Linked DNA regions of Homo sapiens: region 2 is linked to region 1. Evidence: chromatin loops called from intact Hi-C (ENCODE). Cell type or tissue: PC-9. All regions are shown on one strand.

Region 1 (2,500 bases):
ATCAGTCTCACAATTGAGACTTTCATTTCTTTTTGGCTTTCAACAGATTGGCCAATTGGTGAAGTGATTTTTTTGCCCAGCAAGCAGCCTGCTCCCCTCTTTGTGAGTGGGGTCCTGGGACACCCGGCCCTCCGCCTTTGGCAGCCTCACAGAGGGGAGTTGGGCACAGCGCAGACACACGGGGTTCCCTGCATGTGGGGTTTGCAATCCCTGTAAAGCCCAGCTGTGGATCTCCAGTCCTGCAGTTAATGGATCCCAACTAAAAAACCTTGCGTCTAGGTGTCTGCTCTACCTGTAAGTGCTAAAGAGGGATAGAGGCTGGAGAAAAATAAAATGTTTGCTCAATATTATTCTGTAACATTTTACAAGAAAATAAATTGAGGAGTCCATGCATTTTCATCCAAGCCAAGGTCATGAGGATAATAGCTGAATTTCTTCCTTAATCTACCCTGAGAAGACTCAAACACTGTTCTATGCCCACAAATACTTTAGTAGTGACTTATTTATAGTCTATTTTTGATAATTCTTCTAGTCAATTATATTCAGCTCTAACAGCACAGTTTGATGTGTCTACTAACATTTTCCTTCAGTAGTCTGTTTACTTAGGTGTTTTAGAACTTCTCAATATTTTTTGCCCTCCAGAGAACACATACTTGGTGTCCAATGGAATCTCAGCCAAGGTGATGTTATCAGTAAGACTTATGAACTTGCAGAATCCCAGATCACTCAAGCAGGTTAAAGCTGTTGCCTGGTCAGACAATTTCCAATGTTCCTCTGAGGCATTTGCTCCTCTGCACCCGCCCCTGATACGAAGGCAAAAATTCTTCAACTGTAGATGTCACTAAAGATTACAGGGACTTCCCGCCTCTTGCATAGCTGTAGGTAGCCTAGCAATAACTGAAAACTGCTGCAACATCTGCATAATATGGGATCCAAGCCCTAATTTTTCTTAACCCTTTCCCTCCTAGACTGCTCGCCCAGACTCCCCAGAGCCCAGTGGACCATAGTGCCATCTTGTGGCCAATAAGTGAAGTTTCATCATTATTTCTTCCGCTGGGAAGTGTCTGCTGAGTGAGCCGGCAGAATATTCCACAAGTGCCGTCCCGCAGGTGTTATGAGCAGCTTCCCTAAATCATCATACCAACACTAGTTCTAACCCTGACTATTGCTTTCAGTTACCAAAATCTTAATATCCCACCGTCATTCTGAAAAACTCTTAACAAATATCTCCAGTTATAGTTTAACTTTTTCTCCCTTAAACTACCATCTAAAGAAAGAGGAATAGAAGGAGAGGAATGAAAGAAAATAATATTTGGTTTTAAATAGTAAGAAAACACAGACGTTGAGGTATAAAGAGATTATTTAATGTGAATCACTAAAGATAAACAAACACATCCTCCTAAAATGACAATGTTACCCCAAAAGTATAGATCAGCAAAAGATGAAGTCAAATGTCTATTAATAAAAAGTAAAATTGAAATATATAAAATGAAACCTCTTACAAGGCAATAAGCAATGGTGGAGGGAGCAGTACCTAATGTAGAAACTAAGGATGGATATAGCTAAGACTAGCAAAGGGGCTGCTACAGGAAATGATCAGCTTGTACAATGCACATCCACTGATCTGAGCACCAAACACGGAAGAGATGATTCTGAAACAGGCAGAGGAGCAGCGGGAGATGAGGACATGCTGGTACAAAATAGCATCATAAGGAAGCAAATCAGCCAGGGGACTGTGGATTAGATAACTGTGCTTTCTCCTGTCTCCTGTGACAGCTGAACTGGACCATTTTCCTCTCCAAGGATTTGTTCCCGCACCCTGAGTTAGAGGACCCTGGGATTTGCTCCTCCTCAGCTTCCCATGGATGAAAATCCCTCTCCCTCCTTGTTGAGCATGGTCTGAAAGAGAGGTCATCTCTCCCTCCCCTTCAATCTCACAGTATTGGGGATTGGCACAGACTTCTCAATTGGCATCGGCCTCTCTCAGGGCATGCTCACATGCCCCCTAACTGTGACTTTTCATTTCCACTAGACTGAAAGTTAGATGTGGGCAATGAAACTTAACACCTTTATCATAGGATGCATAAGTAACTGCTTTCAAAATTATTGTTGTTTCTTTCACTGCCTTGGGTTATATCTGAACAGGAAAAAAAGGCACAATTTCTTAATGTGACTTAACCACAAAAACCTTCCCAAGTGCCAAGAACAATATAACTGTAAAGGGATTGCTGTCCTAATTGGTGAGATGGCCAAATAAAACAAAAACAAAGAAAATGTTATCAAATACTTTAATGGAGACCCAGAATCCCAGTCCCTCTTATACAAACATCATTGCATGGCCTCCCTCTAACTAAGAGACAGGCAGAGCCATTCCTGTGCCCTGCACCTGGCAGGAAAGCCCTGCTGGAGCCTGTTGGGAGCTGGTGAGGATGAGCCTTGGTGATTCTGTCCCAGAGCAGGGATTCTCAGGGAACTCTGGACAACTTCCAGGGACTGAGAT
Region 2 (2,500 bases), 60 kb before region 1:
TTAGTGCTATGGGGTAGGACAGAAACACCCCAGACATTGACAATGCAGTCAGAAAGGTGGAAACATAATGTCAGTTTTAATACTGATAAGCAGCAGGTCTCATTGTGAAACTCGATGGGCTGGCTAACATGATGCTGAAACAGAATTTAACCCATTCCCTATCCCCTCCAAACTGCAGGCCACCCTGCATGGAAGAGAGAGTTCCTCACTGATCTTAGCACATGTTGAAAATAATCTACTTTTCTCTAGGGAACCAGGAGGAAAACGGGAAAATAAGGAGAGACTAAACTAAAATGAAGAGAGGAAATAGTATAACTGATTTCCCTTCTGTAGAGAAGATTTGGCAAGGAATAGGAAGATTAAAACAGGATTATTACTTTCGGGGTGCCCCACAAAATGGGGTGTGTTGTCCCAGGAGATTGGCTTTAAACGGGGTAAAACAATAGCCACATATCAGTTACTCCCTCTAATTTTGACCATTGCCCCAGGAAATACTCATAAAACAGCACAAATCCACCCCCAGAACTCAGTAATTAAATTAATTTGAAGCCCAATCTGTACTATTTGACCAGATCTCAGCATTCTCTTGATTGTCTTTCCCATCTTGCCATATGGTCCAATGGAACACAGAGGTTATGTGATAGAAATAAATAACAGTAGAAGAATACTCTAAAAACAACATGCCCCAAACAAAGATATGTCTCAATTGGATTATGAATGGTCTTGATAAGTTTTTTTAAAGTATTTGATATCAGAGTTTAACATCTCTATACCATTTAAGTTGAATATTAGACAAATCACAAAGAATCTAACATTAAAATACAAGGAAAATTAGAATTCCAGGTAAAGTTATTTTCACCTTAATCCCAATAATTAAGGATAATGGCACTCACTCTTTCTGTTGTTATCTACATAGTTGGAAAAAAAATATCAAAAACAACATTAAAAATTTTAGTTAAAGTCCTAAAAAAATAATAATAATTTGGCTGGAATGTTGGTGAGGGCAAGAGCTCCGGGAGGTGAGCACAGCAGTCCATTTGCCCTAGCGGGCATTTGCAGATCCTGACTCAGCACTCAGGAAGCTGACTCACAGGCCACGGGGGTAAAGGCAAAGCCCAGAACATACCGAACGTGTCATTGCCAAATTCCACTAGTAACAATAAGCCAGAGACAAACCTGTTCTCCAGATGCTCCAGGACACCTCAAGCCTTAAACTGTGATTCAGGGAGCCTGACTGTTTATATCTACATGCACTTTCAGAAGCACAGAAAAATGATCTCTGCAGAAAAATATCCATCCTACCCCCAAAATTATTTCTACAACTATAGTGTTTGGCAAAGTGTCAAACATCATCAGATTGGTAAGGAGAAATACAAATGCCATGAAAACTCAAGCACCATAACTGAGAAGCAGCACAAAAAGAAAATCACAAAAATATCCTATGAAGATCTTAGAGGTGAAAATGATCAGACAGACTCTGAAACAACTGTGTGTCCTATATTCAAATAATAAAAAGTGATCTCAGAAAATGTTATGAGGGAGTTATTAACTATAACTAACATAGCAGATTGGGAAAAGAAAAAAATAGAAATTTTGACAAGGAGATGGTGAGTGAGTGGTCATTTTAATCCATCACATCAGTGAGGTTTTATTACAGGAATAAAGGACAGGGAGATGTGCAATGAACAAATGGAAATAAAGCCTGACTTGCCATCAGGTATTAGATTGGATAAGGAGGGGAGGGAAGTCAGGAGGGGCAAATGGACAGTGACAGTGCTTTCAGACAATTTCCAGTATGCTGCTTTTTAAGTAATTCTAACCAATACTTCAGAAAGATTTCTAGTATTAGAGAGTTTAGGCAGAAGTAGAGTAATGAATATGGAGCTAGACACACAGAGTGTATATTATCAGAGAGGGCAATTGATTGCTTCAGAAGTTCTTACAAGGAATATTTCAATCCACTAAGGAACTTTTAATATACAAGGCAGACACGTAGAAATGTCCTCTGAACTGACTGGTCCAGGTCTAGATATATTCTTGGGCTGGGATGATTACATAGAAGAGTTAGAGAGTTCAGGAGAAGTAGAATTCATGTGGAGCTAAGATTTGCACCTGGTTGCCGGGGTATCCATTTGTGTGCATTTCTTTGAACTGGAAAAAGGGCTGAATAACATACCTGAAATTATAATCACTATCATTAACAACATCATTATTAGCATACTTTACCAAAAATAAAACAGAAGGAAAAAGATTTCCAAACACATACTGTGTGTTGAGACTTTGCTAGACAGCCGGGGTGTCACTAAGGGTAACAAGTCATTCACATGCTGACAACTACATAAGGGGAGCCTGCTGTTTGCTGCTTGGTATAATCACTATCTGTATTATTAAGTTTATTGTACATGTTTCATGATCACATACTTTTATGGGAGATAAACCATCACTACCCCTGAGGACTCAATCTCTGATAAGTCACTTTAGGTTTCTTGAGTTGTCCCCA

What was found. A loop is a pair of places that touch in the nucleus more often than their neighbours do. Peaks named below come from ENCODE experiments on the same cell type or tissue, not always from the same donor. Only the 100,000 strongest peaks of a DNase experiment are listed, where the experiment ranks them.
Region 2: a loop joins it to region 1, with 9 times the contacts of the local background. A loop is called at or near these places in 1 of 110 quality-filtered maps.

Annotation. Positions count from the first base shown.
Region 1 is chr7:142,495,207-142,497,706 of GRCh38, reverse strand. It overlaps TRB. Among named protein-coding and RNA genes, the nearest start is that of MIR11400, 22 kb to the right of the region's middle. In PC-9, CTCF peaks have their summits at 820 and 1,023 (motif pointing left); a DNase peak (open chromatin) is centred at 776; H3K4me3 peaks cover 398 bases; H3K27ac peaks cover 1,263 bases.
Region 2 is chr7:142,555,542-142,558,041 of GRCh38, reverse strand. It overlaps TRB. Among named protein-coding and RNA genes, the nearest start is that of MIR11400, 82 kb to the right of the region's middle. In PC-9, no CTCF peak of the experiment used is centred here; a DNase peak (open chromatin) is centred at 1,131; H3K27ac peaks cover 2,500 bases.